2 separate regions of the Homo sapiens genome follow, and region 2 is linked to region 1. Evidence: chromatin loops called from intact Hi-C (ENCODE). Cell type or tissue: dorsolateral prefrontal cortex. All regions are shown on one strand. Each heading gives the region's core, and the rest is flanking DNA. Links, peaks and the distances in the headings are about the cores only. Region 1 overlaps TBC1D16 (TBC1 domain family member 16). Region 2 holds the start of LINC01978 (long intergenic non-protein coding RNA 1978).

Evidence for each region. A loop is a pair of places that touch in the nucleus more often than their neighbours do. Peaks named below come from ENCODE experiments on the same cell type or tissue, not always from the same donor. Only the 100,000 strongest peaks of a DNase experiment are listed, where the experiment ranks them.
Region 2: a loop joins it to region 1, with 2.9 times the contacts of the local background. A loop is called at or near these places in 13 of 110 quality-filtered maps.

What each region holds. Positions count from the first base shown.
Region 1 is chr17:79,984,326-79,996,668 of GRCh38, reverse strand. All of the region lies in intron 3 of TBC1D16 (TBC1 domain family member 16), which reads left to right. Among named protein-coding and RNA genes, the nearest start is that of TBC1D16, 45 kb to the left of the region's middle. RefSeq lists silencers at 2,846-3,038, 4,937-4,996 and enhancers at 2,722-3,593, 2,573-3,772, 7,951-8,822. In dorsolateral prefrontal cortex, for the core only: CTCF peaks have their summits at 4,671 and 4,871 (motif pointing right); DNase peaks (open chromatin) are centred at 2,916, 4,271 and 4,848; H3K4me3 peaks cover 1,416 bases; H3K27ac peaks cover 1,156 bases.
Region 2 is chr17:79,910,389-79,921,407 of GRCh38, reverse strand. LINC01979 (long intergenic non-protein coding RNA 1979) reads left to right here. Exons shown (of 6, transcript NR_110850.1): 4 at 1-4; 5 at 1,572-5,221; 6 at 5,995-6,156. It overlaps LINC01978 (long intergenic non-protein coding RNA 1978), which reads right to left and starts at 2,051. Exons shown (of 2, transcript NR_110851.1): 1 at 1,832-2,051. In dorsolateral prefrontal cortex, for the core only: CTCF peaks have their summits at 2,149 and 5,032; a DNase peak (open chromatin) is centred at 2,127; H3K4me3 peaks cover 2,217 bases; H3K27ac peaks cover 2,592 bases; H3K27me3 peaks cover 567 bases.

The DNA of each region.
Region 1 (12,343 bases), core at 1,853-9,852:
GCTCAAGCAATCCTCCCGCCTCGGCCTCCCAAAGTGCTGGGATTGCAAGCGTGAGCCACCGTTCCCGGCCTATGTGCTTAGTTTTTAAAGCAATTGCTAAACTGTTGCATAGAGTGGCTGGGCCGTTTTACACTCCCACCAGAAATTTACGAGTGCCTTGTTTCTCCACATCCTCATCAGTATTTGAGGTTGTCACTATTATTTTTTTTAAGCATCCTGATGGGTGTGTAGTGACATCTCATTGTGGTTTTAATCAGCATTTCCCTAATGGCTCGTGATGTCGAATATCGTTTTGTGTGTTTATTTGCCATCCAGGTATCTGATTCTTTGGCGGAAGATCTCTTTGTCTCTTAAGCATCTTCTTATATCTTAATAATATATATCGAAAGGCTTATGGGGACAACCTTTGGTTGGAGGATTTTGGAAAAAGTCATAATATGATTTATTGTGGCAACCAGAAGCGATAATATTGTTCTAGTGACAGGTAACAACCTGCTTTTTTATTCCTGTTAATACATGATTTCTTTTGTGACTGTAATAAAACAATGTATACAAACGATTCACTGCAATGAAGACAGATACCCAAAGAGACAAAGAGACATCGTCTAATCCATTTTTTGTTTGTTGACTACTGAGTTTTGAGAGTTGATTATACACTCTAGAAACTAGTCCTTTGCTAGATATGAGGATTGCAAATATTTCTCCCAGTCTGTAGTTCTTTTTTTCATCCTCTTAACAGGATCTTGCACAAAGCAAAAGACTTTAATGTTGATGAAGTCCAGGTTATGAGTTGTGCCTTTTATGAATCATACTTTTCATGTCAAGCTCAAGAACTCCTGACCTAGTCCTAGATCCTGAAAGTTTTTTTCTTTTTTTTTGTTTTTGAGACAGAGTTTCGCTCTGTCGCCCAGGTTGGAGTGCAGGGGCGCGATCTCGGCTCACTGCAAACTCCGCCTCCCAGATTCACGCCATTCTCCTGCCTCAGCCTCCCGAGTAGCTGGGACTACAGGCGCCCACCACCACGCCCGGCTAATTTTTTGTATTTTTAGTAGAGACGGGGTTTCACTGTGTTAGCCAGGATGATCTTGATCTCCTGACCTCGTGATCTGCCCACCTCAGCCTCCCAAAGTGCTGGGATTACAGGCGTGAGCCACCGCGCCCGGCCGATCCTGAAGGTTTTCTCCTGTTATTTTCCTAAAAGTTTTACGGGGTCGAGGTTTATTTATTTATTTATTGCCTATGGATGTGCAATGACTCCCGCGTCGTTTGTTGAAGAGGCTGCTCTTCCTTCATTGAGACGCTTTGCTCTTTTGTCCAATATCAGTTGGGCATATTTGTGTGGGTCTTATAGGTACAATTTTTTTTTTTTGAAACGGAGTCTCAGTTTGTCACCCAAACTGGAGTGCCGTGGTGCGATCTCAGCTCACTGCAACCTCCGCCTCCTGGGTTCAAGCAATTCTCCTACCTCAGCCTCCGGAGTAGCTGGAATTACAGGAGTGCCTCACCACACTCAGCTAATTTTTGTATTTTTAGTAGAGATGGGGTTTCACCATGTTGGCCAGGCTGGTCTTGAACTCCTGACCTCAGGTGATCCGCCTGCCTTGGCCTCCCAATGTGCTGGGATTACAGGCTATGAGCCACGGTGCCCGGCCATAGCTACATTTTTACAAGTCAAAAAACAAAAAGAAAACAAACAAAAAGGTGAAAATTTTTGTAAATTACCCAGCTTGTTCAAAATAGTATCATTCCAATGTGGGATCAGTATACACGGCCGCCGATGGGAAGTGTTTTACATTCTCTCTGTTTACCAAGTCCTGGGAATTTCGCGTGTACTTTACACCTAGACCACGTCTCAAGTGTGATGCCACATGTGGCTTGGGGTCACTGCCTTGGCCAGCACGAGTCTACACAGATTGGCGACCTGCTTTTTTGAAAAAACATTCTCGGCCGGGCGCAATGGCTCACGCCTGTAATCCCAGCACTTTGGGATGCCGAGGCTGGTGGATCACCTGAGGTCAGGAGTTCAAGACAAGCCTGGCCAACATGGTGAAACCCTGTCTCTATTAAAAATACAAAAATTAGCCGGGCGTGGTGGCAGACACCTGTAATCCCAGCTACTTGGGAGGCTGAGACAGGAGAATTGCTTGAACCCAGGAGGCAGAGGTTGCAGTGAGCTGTGATCACGCCATTGCACTCCAGCCTGGGGGACAAGAGTGAGACTTCGTCTCAATAAAAAAATAAACAAAACAAAACAAAACAAAATATTCTCTGGCCAGCCCTTCTTCATGGACTCCCTCTTCCTTTGTCCTTGATGGTTGGGCAGCCTCTAGGAGGAGGGGGTTTCATTGCCTCTTGTCGGGGGTTCACAGCCCTGGCACCCCCCCGGCCCTGAGCTGGGATTCTAGAAGTCACCAGCCAGGTATGTCCCCCAAGGGAGCTGGATTCTAAAGAGATGGGGGCGGAGCCAGTGCATCTGGTGGGCCGTCTTAAACCATGCTGTTATTGACTGTCTTCCGAAGGACTGACAGCTCTTTAAAAAGCTGACCTTTCTAGTAAAACTGTCAGGACAGGGAGGAAATAAGTGCCTCAAACCTCCTGAACCAAAAAGAAGGAAGTTCAGGCTCCTGGAGAGGCAGTGCTCCCCAGGGATGGGCGCTCCCTGCATCAGGAGGGCTGTCCAAGGTCAGGGAAATGAAACTTGTCAGCCTTTTCCACCGCAGCTCAGAAACCATTGACAGCTGCTCCGGGAGGCCTTGACGCAACCCCGGCCGGTGGTTGCATGGGGGCTGGGGGCTCCTGGTGCTCTCGAGGGGCTGAGCTGCTCTGAATACACAGAGCTGCCCTTGGGAGGCTCCCGAGCCCCAGCTCTTGCATCAACAGCCCTGGCAGGGGCCTCACAGGCCACGTGAGCTTCTGAGAGCTCTGAGCATGAGGTCACGGGCTCCCAGAGGCAGTGATGTGGCAGCGCCTGTCTCCCGGTGAGTTGGGGAGCTCACACCGTACCTCTGGGGAACCACGCCTGGCTGTTGCAATGTAACCCAGCACCTGATGAAATCTTCCCTGAAAGTTGCAGGTAGTGGGGGCAAAGGACCTTTTGTCTTGCGGTCGAAAGACTCCCGTAGCTGGTTCTGTTTGGCTTCATATCCTTCCCAGCAGAGTAAACAGAAAGGGCATTTTCACGTGGCTCTTCCTTCCAGTCTGAACAATGTTCCCTAAACACCTGCAAGGCAGAGGACACAGGGCTCCTGGTGCCCGTCCACCTAAGTGCCTCCTGGCCTCAGGGAATCTGCTTTGGGGACCTGAAAGTAAGGTTCCCTGACCATCAAGAACAGACAGACACTCAGCCACACTTCTGGAAACCTCCGCCCTTTGAAAGGGACTGGCTGGTGGAAGCAGGCGGCCTGGGGCATATCCCTGACCTTATTACCCCCAGGTGGTGACAGAGATGATCTTTAAGTGTGGGAGCCTGGAGCCAAGTCCTTGGCCACATCCCAGCTCTGCCTGGCTGTGTGCTGGTGGGTTATTACCCTCATTGCCTCAGTTTCCCCTCTGCACAATGGGGCTGGCGCTAGTGCTCCCCACCCCATAGACTGTCATGAGAAGTAGCATCTGGACAGGCCCTGAGAGCAGTGCCCATCTCTGTGCCATCCGCTGGGACTGGTGTTGGCCTGGTACTGTACCGTCTCACCCTTGTGTCCCCAGGAGGGGAGTGGGGTCGAGACCAGCCCCAGGGGTTACATGGACAATGGGGTTACATGGACAAATGCCTCTTGTTACATTTTGTTCACTGGTTCCCAAAATGAGGTGCAGGCTCTGCAGAGAAAGCAGGCTTTCCCCGAGGGGCTCTGGAGCAGAAAGAGCTGTCTCAAGGTAGGTGCTGGGGCTGGGGTGATGTGAGAGCAGAGTTGGAAGTGGGAATGTTCTGGAAGGAGGGAGAGGGCTAGTGGCAGATATGTGGTCACCGGAGGAGGAGCCCTGCGATATATATCAGGCAGGGACAGGGAGAGGAGAGGCGACCTGGGACCCCGAAAACCGGGTGGGTGGTCGCTGTGGCCTCTCCTGGGAGCCTCGGACTGGCGGTTAGGGCAGACTCCAGTAGATTGTAAAGGCATCAGGATCTGTCTTGCTTCTGTAAATATTTAAACACTGGGAGGATTATTTTTGGTAGCTACGGTCTCTCTCCGAGCCTGGCGGGCTGCCGGGACGGGTGTCAAGTGACATCGGGTGCAAGGATACCCCACCCCCTGGCCCCACCGGCCCCAGGCTCCGTGTGTTCACCTTTCCAACGGCCACAGTTTGATGTGGGTCACGGTTTCCCCTTCTAGGAGACGCAGAGAGATGGTCTCGGGCGCGACCAGCAGGGATTCCTCGTCCACACAGTTTCCTGACAGCGGTTGAAAGGGACGGGTCTACGCAGGCCAAGAACAGCAGCGGAGTGTGGGGTCAGGGGCCCAGCGGGGGGCACCCCGGGGAGGGGCCGCCTCCGCCAGACCCACCCCGGGTGAAAGGACGCATTGTGTGCCCGCAGCATGAGGGGAGCCTGCAGAGAGGCGTCTTTGTAGGGTCCACGAGGGGGAAAGCGCTTCCCGGCAGGCGGAGCACACAAGCCAGCCGGTGGCCACGGCCGGGACAGGCTTGTACGCAGGACATTGAGGTCCGGCGAGGATGGGGGGGCCACCAGGCCCCCGGCCCTTTGCAGAGTGTTGCTCGTTTTCTCCCACCCCAGAATTGGGCTTGGCCAACACGGCCCCCCCAACCATCCCCCCACCCCCGCCAGCTGCCCGGAGCCTCTGTGAAGATGGCGGCACCGCCCCTTGCAAACTCCATCTGCGTGGAGGTGGCACTCCTGCTCCGGGAGGGATCCCGGTGCCCAGCAGATGGCAGGCTTCCCCTAGATCAGCCCAGGGCTGGCCGCTGCCTGCGGTGCACGCCCCCGCCCTCCCCCTCCCCGCCCCGCCCCGCCCCACCCCCACCTGCCTGTGGCTGGAGGGCAGCACTGCCTGCGCGCCTCCCCACCTGACCTCCCTCTTGCCTCCCTGCCTCCTTCCAAGCAGATTTTGGTGAATCCTAAATCACGTGGATATTAACTCGCAAGTGCCTGCAAGCAGTTCTGAGGGCCGGGCTGGGGTGCACACTCACTTGGGCCAGGTCCCCCTGGTCAGGGTCAGCCAGACGCCACTCCTGCATCCTGTCCACTCTTAGCAGCCTTCTGCCTTCCCTGCTGACTTTCCGCCTCTTCTCTGGGTGTCTGGTGGGTGGAGAGGTGGAGAGCCTCCAGCACAACCTCACCCCACCCCACCTCGCGTCAGCCTCAGCCTCCCCTGAGACTACACGGAACCCAGACACGTTTGACCTCTGGCCCCAAAGCAGAGATGCCTGGCTGATGGGATGGGTGGGAGGCCTGACACAGCCAGATGCAGCCTGCTTTGTGTCATTCCTGCTCTCCCGGCGTGGACGCAGGGACCGCCCCCGGGACAGCCCAGCTGGGTCTCCAGGGTGGCTTTGTCTGGAATTTACTTTGTGAACCTCTTGCTTGTCAAAATTATTTCATAGATGATTCATGGTTATATAGAAGTGTCAGAAATAAAGAGAAGGAGCTCAGATACATGACCACCCCTGCCCATAGCAGCACCGTCCACAGTAGCCCATGGTGAAAGCGTCCAAGTTCCCCCGACGGGTGACTAGAGAAACGCGGTGTGTTCACACACATGTTCCACACACACCCAGCGGAACGTTCAGCCTTGGGAAGGCAATTCTGACACGCGCCGCAACACGGATGAGTTGAGGACGTTACGCCGAGTGAAATGAGCCAGACATAAGGGGCCAAATCTGTGTGATTCCACTTGTGTGCGACCCCTGGAGTTGTCAGGCTCAGAGAGGGAAAGATTGGGGTGCCAGGGGCTGAGGGAGGGGACGTTGGGGAGCTGGTGTTTCATGGAGACAAAGCTTCAGTTTGGGAAGAAGGAGAGTTCTGGAGATGGGTGGTGTCATGGTTGCACAAAAATAGGAATGGTATAATGCCACTGGGCTCGACGTTGAAAACGGTTAAGGTGGTGAATTTTATGTTATGGACATTTTACCACAATAAACAGAGAGAAGGAAAAATCAGTTAAGACCTTTTAAGGTGACTGGGACTGTGAGACTGGTGCACGTTTTCCCATCCTTTTGAGAACTGCCTTCTTGGATTAGGTCTGTAAGCCTGTGTAGGTTGTCCCCACCCCAGCAATTGGTCGTGAACTTCAAGCATTGGGAAATCACGTGGGAGGTGGCTGCCCAGGCTCACCTCTGCCCGGGCTGCAACAGGAGGCTCTCATGGGGCAGGTGCTGCGCTGTGGCCAGAGTGCTGGCCGGGGGCGTGGGCTCCCACCACCTGGAGCCGGCCCCTCGCTGGCTGGGCGCCCGAGACCCGTCACCGCACACGCCTTGTGAGGGCTACGGCTGCTGTCCACGCGGCTAGTTCAGGCTGAGTTGAAGCCTCCGTCCGAGCAGCTGAAAGTCAAATCTAGTCGTTAGACTCTGAAAGCTGGTTCATGTCAGAGACCTGACATGGAGTGTGGGAAAACCTTGACGGAAGCTTCCAGAGCCTGGCAAGATTAGATCAGGAAGTAACACTTTACCTAGTGAGCTTAGAAAAATAGACTCTCCCTGTTGTCTTCTGGGAACTGGGAAATCTGAGCGCAGGTTTCTGGGCATGGATGCTGCACACAGGCCTGCCCCTGGGGGTGGGCAGCAACACCCCAGCCACCCCAGGAGGGTGGGGACCCCTCGGCTGACTTTTGGGAATCCAGAGGGGGTCATTACAGAAGGGCTGGCGCTAGAGTGGCCATGAGGGTACAGTGGGTCCCTCTCCGCACCCCTTGACCCCAGTCATCTTTTCAATACCGTTCTCTGGTGGGACTTGCGAGGGCCGATGCTGAGGCTGCTCTGCTTGTGCAGAGAGGACATTCGTGTATTTGAGGATGTTCGTGTATTTGAACAAAGGTTGTAGTGTCTTGGCCTCTCGGCCTTTGGCATTGCCAGGTATCTGGGCAGAACCAGCTAGAGCTGCTGGAGAATACATGAGCAGTATCTAGAACAATTCCGAACTCCACAAGGCCAGTTTGCCATGCCAGACTGTTGGGAAGAGGCAACGACAACTCGTATTTATGACTCTGTCCATGGCAGGCAAAGCGAACCGTGGCTTTTCATCCTGGAAATACCCCAGCACAGTGTTTTTGTGGGAGCCTGTTACTCAAAGCAGGCACAGAGTGGAAAAGGGCCCGATCAAGGCCACAGTGTGGGAGCTGTCAGAGCAGGGCAGGCCCGAGGCCCAGGGCTCTGCTGAACCAACCACCAGTGAGAGGGGCTTTGATGCGTCCAGTGATAAAACCCGTCGGGCAGGTCCTGGGAGGGATTCTGGCTTTGGGGACTTTGCTGTGCTTAAGTCATGGGCAAAAGTTCCTGCGCTGGCCAATTTTGTTTTCATCGAATGTGGGGATCCCTGTTCAGGGGGCACACGGTGCTGCATTTGAGGGTCTTGAGTGGTCCTCCACATTTGGGGTGTCCTTTGGGCCATGTGGAGCCCTGAGAAGGATTGACAGGTGTTTGGGAGTTTGTGTTTGTATCTTGGACGATGGAGGAGTTTCCCTAATCATGGTGTTTTTTCAAGTTAAGAAACTTCCTTTGGAGAAGCCGTTTTCTCTTTTACTGATGAAAGGCTTCTTCTCGGCAGGAGGACTGAAGGTGCTGGGTCCTGAGGGAGGGCCTGGGGCCGGCGGGCAGGTGCGGGTTGGGGAGGGTGGCACCGTCCAGCCCAGCAGAGCCCAGAAGACGGGACCAGGCTGAGGACTTCCACGGGGCTGGCCGGGCTACACAGCACCATGCTTAGCGGGATTGGACTTTGATTTTCTGTGGCTCTAACTGATAAAACAAGCAGGGGCCTTCTAAGTTTTGCTTTGAGGTTGACTGCCAATTAAAGAGCCAACATCTGGTGCATAGGACCCTCCAGAAAAAGTCTTTTTGCCCTTAATGTTAATTTTTTCCCCTTTGTTGGAGTTGATTTGTTAAGTTGCTGGTGTGTGTTGACAACTGTTTGGTACAGAACGCAGGCACGTGCGTTCACCAGGACCCTGGCTTGCCGAGCGGGAGGTGGTCGACTGTGGACTCTGGGCGCGTTTGACTTTCAGCCATGGTCTTATGATTGGGCAGCTTCCGTCCGGTTGCTGCCCCCTCTGCCCCTTGGGCATACGCCCAGTGGAGCTTGGACCTGACTCATAGCTCTCTACAGTCGACAAAAGGAAAATGTTTCAGTTTGGGTAAATCAGCCACAGCTGGAGCCAGGGAGAGGCCCATGGGCTGGTGACTTTTCAGGGTGGTGGTGTTTGTTCAGCGTGTTGTTTTGCTCTGTGACTTTGGAGAGTGCATCAAAGGCTCGGCGGACGCCCACTTGCCGAGGAGCCACGGCCCTGGCTGGTGGCCAGGCAAGCACCTCCCAGGTAGGCGTCAGGGGAAGCATCCAAACTAGTAAATAAAACGGCTTCTGGCAGGACGTGCTATCATCCCCCTCTCCCTTCTAAACACACACACGCTTTCACAGAGAAGAACTTAGAAGTATTTCGTTTGAATCAGAAGGAAATATTGAATATCGTCTCATTCTCCCCCACCTAATTTTTTTTTTAAACCACATTCAGAATTGCTGGGCAACCTCATTTCCCCACATTTAGGATTCTTCCCTCGAAATCTCATGCAGGCGTAAAATCCGAGAGCCTCGGAGGGTTTTTCTGAGCCTCTGCATCTCCCAGCACCCCGCCCCCACCCAGCACTCATGTGTTTGTCTGCTTTAAAAGCTTCAGGATGGGAAATTCCTCACCAGCCCGTAAGCCGCTGTTTGTAGGAGCCCCTAAACTCTGTGGAACCCAAATCTCCCAGTACTGACTTAATTCCCTTTTCCCTGAGAACCAGCTCCCTGCAGCACCCAGGGTTCTGCCCGCAGAGGGAGGCTGTGGCTGGGAGTGGAAAATGCCCAGCCAGGGGCTACCTTCATGGGGACATTCCCTACCCCCATCCCCACCTTCATTCGGAAAGAGTCATGACTCCTGGTCACCAGGCAAACTTCTGTACCTGCTTATTCTGGTTTAAAAATAGGTCAGGCATGATGACTCATGCCTGTAATCCTAGCACTTTGGGAGGCCGAGGCAGGAGGAGCGCTTGAGCCCAGGAGTTCAAGATCAGCCTGGACAACATAGCGAGACCCCATCTCTATAAAAAATAAAAAATTTAGCTGGGCGTGATGGCGTGCACCTGTGGTCCCAGCTACTCGGGAGGCTGAAGTGGGAGGATCGCTTGAGCCCAAGAGGTGGAAGCGGAGGTTGCAGTGAGCTGTGATGTCACCACAGCACTCCAGCCTGGGTGACAGAGCAAGACCCAGTCTGAAAAAAAAGTAAAAAAAAAATTCCTTAAAGAAATGCTTATTCCCCGCTCCCACCCAGACCGAGACGCTCTGGAACAATTTTCTCCAGTGCTTGAGTTTGGGATGAGGGCCTGGAAAGACCATCCAGTCTCCTGCCCCTGGTGGGCAGCCAGTTCTGCCTTGGGCAGCGACACTGGGCACAGCCCGTGACCCATCCTGGCCCTGATCTCTTCTGGCTCTCAAGGGAGGTTCTGTGGCCCCACCTCAAAATTCAGGGTCCCTCTGTGGAAACAAAACATATCCCAGATGGATTTGCTACAAGGCCATCCCGGGAAGGGAGCCAAGTAAACACAGCAGCAGAGACCGGAGGGCGCGAGGGGACGGCTGACCGCAGTCCAGCTCCTCCCATGCATCACGCCCTCCCACCGGCCCGGCCTCAGGCTTCTCGTTCACCCCCATCTTCCCGTGGACCTGATCGGAGGTGTCATCTCCCGCTGCGGGCTGAGGCTCTGAGGAGGGCCGGGTGTGTAGAGCCTTCCTTGGAAGGGAAAACCCAACCAGGATGTTGGTTTCCGAGAGGAAGCCCGTTCACCCACCATGGTGGCTCTGCCCTTTAATAAGAGGCAAAGAACTCGGGTGCTGCGGGTACTGGTCACTCTGTCAGGGCAGACATACCCCTTGCCGTTCATCCTTCAAAGGCCAGGCTTCGGCAGGGGGCGGCACGTGTGGTCTCTCTTTGGCCTTTTCTGGTGGAAGGTCCTGGGGTAGGGAGTCCTCACGTGGTTGCTCTGCAGGGAGGGGCCCTCCAAAAATAATCCCGGGGCCTCTTACCCACCACTGCAACGCTGACGATACTGCACTGAGGAATCCACTCTTGAGCTTTGCTTTGAAACGCTGCACATTTGCGTCTGCCCAGACTTCTGTCTAAGAGGTGCTCAGAGATCACCTTGCGTTTATGAAGCGAACGTGGCCTTGGGATATAGACCTGGGGCCCCAAGTCCAAGACCAGTGAATAAAGTGAGAGATGGCTTTGCCCCAAGTGGGTGAGGTGGACCCAGCACCCATGCTTGCCGCCTCCTGCCCTCCCTCCCGCACTTTGGGACCACGAGGAAATTGGCACTGCAGTGATTCATGCAGCTGCTAATCAAAAGCTTTTATTTCCTGATTATCTCTCCGTTTGAGGGATGGCAGATGCCAGTGCAGTCAAAATATAAACAGATTCTAGTCAGGACCTTTCAAAGCAGACACCAGCCGTTCTGAAGAGCGGAGGGCCGCGCCCCTTATGCCGCCTGGCAGAAGAGTTTCGTTGGGAAAAATGGTTTTTCATAACCTTTCTGCTTTCTTATTTAAATTAAGCTTTGCCGGGAGAGTTTGGTAGTAGCAGAGGGCCCCTGATTTGGTCCCCTTTGACCTCCACAGCCTTGATTGGCAGTTTGTTGTGGGCATTGAAGTTGTGGCTGCGAGGTGGGAGCCAGCAGAACAAATACTCTAGGACAGCTGGGCATCCCCGAGGACCCAGCCGAGGGGGGAGTGTGCGCAATTAGAGAGGTCTTCACACAGAAAGTTAATTAGCTACTAAATGGCATTTAGCACAGTTTATGAGAATTGCATGTTTGAAAAGCAAATGGAGATCAATGCGGAATGGCTGCCACCGGATGGGGACCCTTGGACCCAGCACCAGTCTCAGGGCCTGGGATGCCCCCCACCCCGAGCGTGAGTGCCAGGCCAGTGCCCGCTGAGACTGGACTGGGAGATGCTCCTCGAGGACCTGCCTGGCCTTGGGGGGCAGTCCTGCTTCGCACCCACAGCCGAGCTTCCCTGTCCAAAAAAAGTGAGTAAACACGTCTTCAGTTTCGGGGAACTGTGTCTGCCGTGGCCTGGATAGTGACTCCCTTCCCCGCAAATTCATGGCCACTCAGAACCTCAGAATGTGACTTTATTTGGAAATAGGGTCTTTGCTGATGGGATCAAGGGAAGGATCCAGTTGAGGTCTTCCTGGATTAGGGTGGCCCTAAATCCAACGGATGTCTTTAAAAGACACGGACGGACACACAGACACAGGAGGGGCAGGGAGATGGAGGCAGAGATGGGAGTGATGCTGCTGCAGGCTTGGGGGCTTCCAGGATCCAGGACGAGCACCTCCAGCTGGAAGAGGCAGGAAAGACTCTTGCCTGGAGCCTTCAGAGGGGGCGCGGCCCGACTAGCACCTTGACTTTGACCTCCAGAACTGCCAGACAATACATTTCTGTTGTTTTCAAGCTTCTGGTCTGTGGTCCTTCATTACAGCAGCCCTGGGAAATGCTGTGTCACCACCAAAACGCAGCCCCCAAAACATAGCCCCAGCTCCATCGCAGGGCTGTGTCCGAAGCTGGAGGATGGTGGGGTGGGTGGGGGGGAGCCAGAGGGAGGCCTTAGGACCTGCTTTTTGTTTCTGTTATGATCTGAGGTCTGACTTCAGTGTGGTCTTTTCACCTGCTTGTCTTAGTTCCCTGTTGATCCTATGGAGGGATTGCTTGGGGCTATTTTTGTTTTGGGGAGGGTGGTTTTTGCTCTTTTTAACTGTTTTTTTTTTTTTTGCCTTTACTGTTTTCCATGTTTTGGAGGGCTTTTGTTTGTCTCCTTTCCTTCCTTCCTTCCTTCCTTCCTTCCTTCCTTCCTTCACTCCCTCCCTCCCTCTTTTCTTTCTCTTTCTTTCTTTTTCTTTCTTTCTCTCTCTCTCTTTCTTTCTTTTTAATTATAAAAGTAGCACCTGCTCCTAAGGAAATTCTGGGAGATAGGGAAAAGACAAAAGAAGGGTGTGAAGCCCCACCATACCCAGCTCACCACCGTTAACTTTTTGGTGTATTTCCTTCAGCCTTGTGTTTACTTTTATTTTTTATTTTTGCTTCCGATGCCTAAGTTATTTTACAGAGTTGTAGACAGGCAGGCTGTATATAAAATTCACTTTCTTGGTTT
Region 2 (11,019 bases), core at 354-8,353, 74 kb after region 1:
GCAGGTGGGGAGCTCAGGCTGGGTCACCGTTGGCATTGAGAAGGCACTGGGGCAAGGGGATGTCCCCCGGGTTCCAGGTTAGAAGCCACAGAGAAGCATCACAGCCAAGGTTTCCGGGTGCGGAACGGTGGCGCTGGGACTCAGCCACCCTGGCCAAATGCCCCCACTCCTATGCGCCCCCCTCTCAGCACCTAAGCCCGTTTCCTCACCAGAGCCCTTGGGAAACCGCAGAAGCCCAGGTGTGTAAAGGCAAAGGGGAAATGCTCGCCTGCCCCAGAGCCAGCCGGGAAGTCCTTGCTGGAGCTGCTCTCCGGCGCTGGGGTACCTGGGCGGCCACATGCTGCCACCCAGGAAGGCAGGAGACCCAGACGCCTCCCCAGGATGCTGGCAAGCCCCTTCCCTTCTGAGAAAACAGAGGTGGCAAGGCCTCCCCGGCCTTCTCTGGGGGCTGGGCGTGTGTAAAAGCTCACCTGTGTTTGCAGGTGCCTCAGGTGGGCTGCTGAACTGGAGCCTGCCCCAGTCCCAGGAGAGAAGCTAAGCCATGTTTCACACCTGCAGCTGCCCAAACCCACTTTCTACCAGGATCCTGGCACAGGCTGCTTGGCCAAGTTCATCGGCCCCACTGCTGGGTTTGGTGCTAGTTAAGATGGGGACGCCTGTAACTTTTTGGTTGGAATGCATGGCCCTGAGTGGTGACTAAACCCCAAATCAGGCTGGCGTCAAGGGTGGCTAATGTCTCCCTAAAATGCAGGCACTGCATGGGGGGACCCCTAGTCACAATGACTGCCAGCAGCTCCTAGCTTGGGCTCTGTAGGCGACCAGCTCCCAGGGTCCAGGAAGAGGCATGTCCAGCTGCTGCCCTTAGCCCCCAGCCGACCCCAGAGGGACCAGCCCAGAGTTGGATGTCACTTTGAACATCCTGGATCCCACCTGAAATGACCCTGCCACCCACCACCCACAGGCACTGTGTTTTGCTGAGCTGAGCACAGCCTCTGGTTTGTGCCTCAACAGATGCCTCACACCTGCAGGCCCTCTCTCCTCACCCAGCCCCCGGAGAAGGCCTTGCTGCCTCTATTGTCCCAGAAGGGAAGGGGCTTGCCAGGATCCTGGGGAGCAGCCTGGGTCTCCTGCCTTCCTGGGTGGCAGCACATGGCTGCCCAGGTGCCCCAGTGCCGGAGAGCAGCTCCAGCAAGGACTTCCCGGCTGGCTCTGGGGTGGGTGAGCGCTTTCCATTTGCTGCCTGCACCCCTCCCCTGCCCGCTGCAGGAGGGGCTTCGCTGAGCCGCGGGGCACCCCCGCCCCACTCGGGGCTCCCCGGGGCGCAGGGGCCTGGGGCGTGCGGGTTGCCAAGCGACCGGCTGTTGCCAGTGGAGACGTTTGCGCAAAGGCCCCCCTGGGGCATCCCCAACCCAGACGGCCTCGTGGGGCAGGGGTGGCGAGGAGGGTGGGCTTGGGCCCCCGTGCTGCTCTGGGAAGCTCCTTCCCCCACCTCACCCACCCCCGTGAGTCCCCTCACACCTGTCCATGCCCCTCGGACCCTCGATGGTCCTCACGTGCCCTTTCTACTCTAGGGGCCCAGGAGGACGACAGGACAACCCCCAGGCTCCTCCCTGCCTCGGTGACCCTCCCCACCCCACCCCACCAACGTCTGAGCAAGACTTGCTGGAGCCAATGCAGGAGAGAAAGCTGCTGTTGCTACCGCCAGCCCAGCTCAGCTCCAACCTTCCTGGCTGTTGGCCTGCGAGGGCCCCGGGAGGATAGAAAGGGACATATTTCAAGGGAGAAGGGACGTTTCCTTACAGGGAAACAAGCTGAGTGGTCCGTAACATACCTGAGGCGTTATTGCGAGGGACAGGCAGAGCTGGACTGGGGACCCAGGCTGCTTGACATCCGGTGAGGGCCGCTCCTCCCTCTGCCCACTCGGTGACTAGCTTGCTGGGTAGCACCGGGCAAGGCTGTCTCCCTCTCTGACTGCTCACTCCCAGCTGTAGAGAGAGGTGGTTCCTGGATCACGGAGCAGTGCCTGCCTAGGGTGCAGGCCTGGGCTCGGCACAGGGCCGAGAAGCTGCTGCTCTGCCCCGCCTCCGGGAGAGGTCCTGGCACTGCCAGCCCATGAATAAGGCCTGGCAGGGCGCCGGGCGAGGGTGTGCAGAGGTCAGCGGGGAGGGCCGAGTGGCAGCGTTCTTGGGACTGGCTGCCAGCTGCAGCTGGACCTGTTTGCCTGGGCTGGGCTGTCTCACTTCCCCTGGAGCGGAGAGAACACTGGGGAGGAAGATCAGGCGTGGGCAGTGCTTCAGGGGCCCTTGAACTCCAGGATGGCCAGCTCCTGCCACAGGGGACCCAGCCAGCCGTGGCCAGAAGCCAGGGAGCCACATGCTGGAGCCGAGGACAGGCTGTCGTGAGATCAGTTCCAGCCCCTAGCCCCCTTTCCCTGCAGGCCTGGCCTGGGGGGCTAGCACAGGCTGCCAGGGGAGGTCTCTTGCCCTGTGTGACAGGGGGTCCCAGCCTGTGGCCTGCAGCCATCGACACCACAACAAGATCCTTGCTGGGGTGTTCTGCAAAACCTCAGGAACCCTGTGCCCACAAACACTGCGTGAAAGTCACCAAGTAACCCTTCTGTGATTATTCATTCATCTGAGGTTTGCTCAGCAACTTTCAGTCATCTCAATCCTGTTGCGATGAAATGCAAAGTCCTCTGACAGCGTTGTGGGATTGGGAGTAAGTGTTGCCTTTAGCAGGTACCAAAAGTGCTACTGTTATCTCAAGCAGGTGTGTGACTTTCTATGACTTTAAAAGGGACCCTCCCAACTTCTGGGAAGCCAGCCCCCTCTGATCTAGCCAATGTACCCACCACTACCCATATTTGCCTCTCTCCCTGGCACCCAAGACTGGTGGAAGAGGAAAGCCCTCTTGTAGAGACAGCCCCACTTGTCCTGATGGAGGCCATGGCTCATCCCCTCACCACATGGCCTCACTGGGCTGGACCCTGGTGCATGGCTTGGGAAGGGAGGGGCAGCTCAGGACCTGAGACAGCACAGGCCGACCACCCCGTAAGGATGGGAAGGAAGTCAGGAGTCCATGCAGTGGCACAGGCCAGGGAGGGTGGACGTTGGGAGGGGGAATGGAGGCTTGGCCTGTGCTGAAGGAGAGGGGTGGAGGCGGGCATTGGGGTGGACCATGCTCTAGTGGGGAGGTCTGGCCAGAGCAAGCAGGTAGATGCAGTCACGGGGAGTCCAGTGAGGCGGACAGCCCTTCGCCCTCATCCGGTGCTCAGTGGTGGGGTGCAGTGCGAGCTTCCACCTTCATCTGTCCCCCACACACCACCACAGCCACAGACCACATTGCCCTGCCCTGGATGCAGGAGGACACCTGCACCTCACAAGCCAGCTTGGACAAAACCAAACTAGAAAAACGAAATGCCAGGGTCACTACTGTGCCTTCCACCGAGGAGGTGACGCGATGTGTGGATGGCGGCTTGCCTCTGTGTCTGTGCAGGGTGGGTGTGTTTGTGTGTACACCATCCACAGGCAGGTGCTCGGTGTGCAGTACATGCACACACACACACATGCACACACGCACACACATGCACACACACGCACACACAGACATGTACACACACATGCACACACATATGCGCACACACACACGTACACACACAGAGGACAACATTTGGGTCAATGTCTTGCTGGGGTCTATTGGTAACACACTAAGCACTTTGCAAGGGAAGGAACTTTCCAGGGACCCTGAGCAGTGTCCAGTGGAGAGGCTGTCATCTCTGCCCCACAGCCGGAAGTGGCACCTCCCCACCCTTGTGCACAAGAGGCAAATGGACACAGGCTCCCTGAGGCCCCACACTTCCCACAGACACCCCCCTTCCCTCACAGTCCTGGGTAGCTGGCATTTTGGGCCAATCCACAGTGGCTTTAGTGGTTGACCATGGCTGAGAATATTTTGGGAACTGCCTTTTAGAATCCGTTGACAAGACACACAGACGCTGCTGTCCCGGTACTTTGCAGCCTTATCCAGGTTCACGTTGGTTTTCTCTGGATTGGGCAGTAACTCCTCCTTCCCAGGGGATGGTCATCTTTGTGACCCCACCCGGGTGGCTCTTTCCGACCATCCTCTCCATCATGGGAGAATCATGGTTTCCCACCAGAAAGGCCACCCTGGTCACATGTGCTGGGATCTGGGAGAGGAGTTCCTGATGCAACCCTGGTGTCGGCGGGGCCACGGCACCACACAGGAAGGCCAAGCCAGCTGGAGAGGCCACAGTCCTGAGGTGTGTGTCACCCCGATGTTTGTGGAGCCCCTTACAGCCAATGCTGGCAGTGCTGGGAACGCCCATGTGGAAAAAGGAGATGAGTTCCTGTCCTTGGGGAAGAGCTCATGGCTGTGTTCTTCTTGGGGAGCACCGTGGCCGGGGAGAGGAATACAAATTCTCTCTCACCTTTTATAACCCCTCCTTCAGGCCTTACGGTGAGGACCCATCCAAAGCAGAACCATGCCCAAAACAAGATACCAACAAGGAAGCATGGTGTAAGCACAGCTCACCGACAGCCGTTTCATATGGGGCTTCAGAACACCCAAGAGAGCTTTGTGTGACTCCATTGACTTGAGGTGTCCAGAATGGGCCAATCCATAGAGATAGGAAGCCGATTTGTGGTTTGCCCAGGGGCGGCGGCAGGAGGGGAATGGGAGGCAATGTCTCATGGGTGCAGGCTTTCTTTGAGGGTAGATGAAAGTGCTCCAGAATTAGATTATAGTGATGCTTGCACAACTAGAAATTTACTAAAAACTATTTAACTGTATACTTTCAATGGGAGAATTTATGGTATGTTAATTATATGTCAATAGAGCTGTTAAATATTTGAAGTATCATGGGGAAATGGCGCTGAAGGTATTCATCGGTATGTACTTTCTGATTTCATTGTTTAAAAAAATATGTGCTCATATATAGTAGAAAGACTAGAAGGAAACACATCGAACGTTAACGGTGGCTTTGTCTGAGTAAAGGAACAAGAGAATGTTTTATTCTGCACGTGCAAACAGCCAGGGGGCAGGATCCGTCTAAAGTTGGGGTGATGCTGCCATCCTACAGCCCAGCCTCTGGACCAGCCCCTCCCTGCCCAAGGTGACCTGTGACTCAGCTGCAGCGGCATCCAGCGGCCAGGGGTCAGCCCCTCCCTGGGAAGGGAATGCTGTGGGCCTGCAGGGCGGGCAGGTGAGGCCACAGCGGGCGTGGCTGGCAGGTGAGACCTGCGGGCCCCTCTGGCTGTGAGCTCCAGCCGGCTCCCCTCAAAGCAAGCAGGCAGGAACCGCTGTAATTACCGCACAGGCAGGCGGGCGGGCGGGCAGCACCCCTCCCTCATTCCCGAGGAGAGGTCACCCCAGTGCCCTGGCCTGTCCCAGTGGCATCGTCCAGCAGCACAGTCGCCAGGCTGCGCTTGACCCTCCAGGAGGGGCCAGGAAGTGGAGCTGGCCCAAGAGGGAGGCGGTCAGGGGACTGAGGCTGGGGCCTGGCCTGACCCTCGCTCTGAGCCCCCTACAAAACCACAGCCCCTGAGCCATGATGTTGCCCGTCTTGCGCCTTCTCATCTGTCCTCACCTGGCTTTCCACCTCCACCCCCAGCTATACCCAGAGCCTTCCAAATGGCTTTGAGGCCCTCCTCCACCTGCCCCTCGACCCTCCAGCCCCTGGCCCCACCTCCTCCTCCTGCGTCCCTCTGCTCCCTCACTAGCTTCCTGCTGCTTTGCAAGCCCCCGGACCCACCTTCCACCTGTGGCTTCATGCTGCCACCCTCTCCCTGACACTCGGTTCCTCCAGACATGCTCATGCCTGGCCCTGCCGCCCCACCCAGCTTTTCCCCAAGGTCATTTGCACGGCAGCCTCCTCTGACCACCCACCCAAGCAGGTGCACACACATGTGCTCACACACATGGACACGCACCTGCAGTCCTGCTCTCCCAGCCCCTCCTTGTGCTGCCTCTCCCCAGCTCTGCTCTGTCCACTGTGTTTTGCCACCTGGTCGTTTTGCTGGCTGCCCAGCTCTGCTGTTAGGACAGAAGCGCACGAGACAGGGAGTCCTACCTACCTGTTCCCAGTTGTGACCCGGAGCTTTGCAAAGGAGCTGGCTCAATAAACGTATGGTGGATGAATGAATGAGTGAATGAATGAATGAATTAGTGAATGGATGAATGAATGAGTGAATGAATGAATGAAGTGGGGCAGTGGTCCTGCCTAGTACTCCGGACTGCACACAGCCTTGTAAGGGAAAGTTCCTGGGGAGTGGGGTCATTGCTGCAGGCACTGCCTGAGTCACTTGGTTATTCCTGGCCACAGAGGACATCCGAGGCTGGAGTGGGGCTGAGCTAGGGGGGCCTGAGACTGGGGCGGCCACCTGACCACACAGCGGGTTGGGGGGGCTTGGGGAGGCCATCGTGGGTGAGTTCAGCCCTGGTGGGAGCAAAGAAGGGGTGTCCAGGCCCCAGGTGGCAGGTTTTCAGAAGGCAGGTGGGGTGGGCCAGGGGTCTGGGGTCAGGCCTCCTGGACACAGCGCTTGGGGACAGGAGGCCGAGGTCAGCCTGGCTGCTCTGGGAGCTCCCTGGCCCTCAATCAAGGGAGTCAGTCTCTAAATTGGGAGCTGAGTCCTGCTGATGGGGATGCAAAGGCGGATGTCTCTGTCTGCTCAGCCCCCGTGCAGCTGGCCGGGGAGCCCTTCCTCAGGCCCCAACTGCGCAGGCGACAGGTATGTGACCATGAATAAATAGCCACAATTATCCCTCCCCTTCCGTTACCCTGCTGCAGGCTGGTGGAAGGGAGGAAGGGCAGCCTGGCGGCCCCTGCTGCCTCCAGAACCCAGGGGAGCCCTGGGGATCACAGGTGCAGCCAGCAGCGGGCACTGGCCGGGGAGGGCCAGGTCGATGGTAGGCTCACAGTATGGACCGGCTATGGGCTCACCTCAACATAGAGAAGTCACTGGAGGTAGTGACAGACACCAGAGACCAGGGTCTAAATCCCAGCTCTGCCCCTTTCCAGCTGTGTGACCTCAGGCAAGTTGCCACACCTCTCTGGGCCTTGGTCACCTCCACTGCCAGAGAGGGTGAAAAATACTGATCTCTCAGGGTCAGGGCAAGGCACAGCCAAACAAAGAACAGATGCAAAATGCAGGGGGTGGCAGGGGATGGCAGGGGGTGGCAGGGGATGGCAGAGGGTGGCAGGGGTGGCAGGCATTGGCAGGGGGTGGCAGGGGATAGCAGGGGCAGAGTCTGTGCTGAATATGTGACCGCTGCGGCTGTGCTTCTGCTCCTTACTCTTGTCAAAACCATCATCATTCTTACCACCCATTGTAGTATCTCCAACCGCAACACGGGATCGGTCCCCAGGGCCCACCCCTCGGTTGCTGAGCCTCCTCGCCGAGTCTATACACGCATCCCTGATGACCCAGGATATGTTAAGCTCCTTCTCATGGAGCTGAAGGATTTTGCCCCCAAACCTTTGTCCACTTTGCAAAAGCTCCCAGCCCCCTCCCTGCCTCCTTCCCAAACGTATCCACTTGCTCTGCAGCCACAACTGCCCCCTCCCCCTGCTTGGACAGCCCCCGGAGGATGGAGGATGCTCTCAGTCCCCAGGGTGGGCTTCCCAGTCAGCTCCCTCAGGCCCTTGGTCCCTGCAGAAAGATCCCCAGTCTCCAGCATCAGATAGGCCAGCCTGAGCCGAGCAGCCTCCGAGCCAAGGAACAGGCTGGTACTCCAGTTTCCCCAGACCTCGGCTTCCCCTCCTGCAAAATGGGATGACAACGCTGGCCTAGTGAGAGCGATGAGGGAGTGTGTCCCAGGGCCACCGGCAGAGCCTGCCCAGCAGCCTGCACTCTGATCTTGGGGGGCACACTGACAACACCTGCGGCCCCTGCTGGGTCCTGGGGGGCACAGGGAAGCCCCGTAGGGGCTGGTTCTCCACAAACTCCCCCACCTTCAGGGCTTTTTCCAACACAAGGCGAAGGGGCCACCCAGCATAAGGGTGGCCACCCTGAGCCCTGGCCCCACAGGGAGTCAGGAGCCAGGAGGTCTGTCCTGACCTCCTCTTGCACCCTGAGAGATACGTGGCAAAAACTCAAACATGGATGTGGCTCCCGTCCCTCCTGCCACACATCCTTTGGCAAATCTGATGAAGAATCTGCAGCCTCTCCATGAACACTGGCCTCCTCGTTGGGTCCCCAGTCAGGTTCCACACAGGAGGCCTGGCCGGGGTTAGGGTGAGTGAGGCTGTGAGCCAGGGTGGGCGTGGTTATGGGGTGGCATGAGCATGGCCAAGGGGCAGGGTGGGCGTGGCCACAGGTCAAGGATGGGTGTCCTGTCTGGTCAGGGGGTCAGCACACTGACTTGCTTGGACAAACCAAGGCCTGCAAGAACCAGGGAGTTTCAGAAACAGAAAGATCCACCTAAGGGCCCGTGGTGGTGGACACCAGATCCCGCTTCCAGAATAAAGGGCTGATTATCAGAAATCAAGTGGCCCTCGGCCATGGGCCCAGCTAAGGGCACACCCCTCTGAGGGCAGGGGCTTCCAAGGACCATTGAGGCTAATATGAAGGCCCAGCCCTCTTTCCCCAACTCGGGGTAGTGCTGGGGGCCTCCTGTCTACAGAGCTCCTGCAAGATGGATGCAGTTCCTCAGGACTGACTGCGTGGCCGCTGCCTCTGCCCTCTGCTGGGTCCTGCCTCCTGATGCTGTTCTCCGCACAGGAATCCAGAACTGATTACCCCCCCAACCAGGAGTCTCCCTGTGAGTCTGCTGCCCAGGGCACCCCCAACCCTGCAAGCAAACGACAGGACTTCACAAAGGTCCACCCCACTCACCCTCAATCCTGAGAACAGATCCAGACACCTGCCTCAGTTTCCCCAACAGCATATTCAGCCTCCAGGATGTCTGTACTGGGTTGCCTGGTGGTCCCGACAAATTCCTGTCCACCCAGAACCTCAGGAAAGGAGTTAATAAGGTCTTTGCAGAGGTAATTAGTTAAGGATCTTGAGACATGGCCATCCTGGATTTCAGGTGGACCCTAAACCTCATCAGTGGTGACCTTGTAAGAGGAGGGGAGGACACAGAGACTGCCACACACAGGGAGAGGAGAGAGGCAGAGACTGGAGTCATGCACCTACAAGTCGAGGCATACCAAGGGTTGCCTGCAGCCCGGAGAAGACAGGAGAGAGGCCCAGAACAGACTCTCCCTCCGAGCCGCAGGAGCCTGCCCTGCTGGGCCCTGGACCTGGGGCTCCTGCCCCCAGAGCTGCGAGACAGTAGATTTCCATTGCTGAGGCTGCCTCATTTGTGGTAGTTTGTTAGGGCAACCGCAGGAAACTAATGCAATTTCAGAGGCAAAATCATCTAAAGACATAAAGATGTAGTCTGTCCTGCACAAGCCTGTTTGCCACCTTTTCCCCAAGACATAGCATTTGGTGCGGAACTGTCTCTGAAGCACCAGGATGGGGCGGGGCAGGGCGGAGGCCCGAGGCGGAGGGTGAAAGGCCTCTGTGCCATGACATGGCTGGGTTTTTTCATTAATTCATGTGTTTTTGTTTTTACAGTCCCCTAAACCCTCTGGGGTGGATTTTATCCTGAAAGTGCTTTGGAGTCTCAGGCAGGAGAGAAAAGAGAAGGAATTTGAGTTATAGAAAGAATTCTCTTGCAACCGTGGCCGAGTGTTTGTGGGAGGAAAGCTGGGAGGATGAGGGCCACACGTTGGAGGGTGTCTAACCGTCTGTGTTAGCACTGGACAGCCACTCCCCGAAGGACCCTCAGTCCCAGCCAAGCCAGCTCGGTGGGTCAGCCTGGCTGGTCTGGAGGCCTTTACGGTACATCAGGTAGAGAGACAGAGGCTGGCAAAGGACGGAGCAGACTCTGGGAATGTTTGGGGACAATCAACAGATCTTGGAGGAGTCAAGACTGCAGGAGGAAAACATTCATTTTGGCCACGTAGAGACTGAAGTTCCAGCGGGACACCTGGATTTCAGGACAGGCCTGGGAACTGCCATCACAGAAATAATAACGCAATGGAATTCTAAGAAACATGAACGGCCAAGGCAGCCCATGAAGTCCTTCCTGACTTGTGTCACTTCCCTGTATCAGGCAAGCACTCACGCTGACGTGATGGCATAGAAGGACAGGGAAAGGCGGGACCCGCTCCGGCTCTTTTCCTCTCAGCCCTTCCTTACTCATAGCCAGCCCCTGCCAAAGGCTGCTACCAAGACTGGAGTTGAAACCAGGGGCCGCAGGGCCGGGGCACTGAGGGCCCTCACCCACGCGGGCAAACGCCCCGAGCCTTGGGTAGTGGGCAATGCAGGGAGAGGTGATGAGAACTCAGCCATTGCCCAGCACCACGGGCAGACCAGGGAGAGCCGCTCTGCCTTGGGGTTTCAAGAGCTTATTTTCTGATACATGAATCAAATGAGAGTGAAACGAAAATGTGGCAGGGCAGTATGAAAAGGGGGAAAGAATAACCTGTCCGTGGAAAAACCTGACACCTCCCGCTCAGCCAGGTGATCCGGGCCCACATCACAGCCGCATGGTGGGTGAGAGCTCGGACCCTTCACGTGGTGGGGTGAGAAGCGCACTTCACCTCCGTGCTTCTGGCCCCGGAGAAAAACCGAGACACATCCCAATAGAGGGACGGTCTGTAAAACCCCTGACCAGGCTGGGCGCAGTGGCTCACGCCTGTAATCCCAGCACTTTGGGAGGCCAAGGCGGGCGGATCACTTGAAGTCAGAAGTTCGAGACCAGCCTGGCCAATATGGTGAAACCGTGTCCCTACTAAAATACAAAAAAAAAAAAAAAATGTTGGGCATGGTGATGCACACCTGTAGTCCCAGCTACTCGGGAGGCTGAGGTAAGGAGAATCGCTTGAACTTAGGAGGTGAAAGTTGCTGTGAGCTGAGATTGCACCATTGTACTCCAGCCTGGGTGACAGAGCAAAACTCCGTCTCAAAAACAAACAAACAAAAAACACAAGGAAAGTCCGAGTACTGT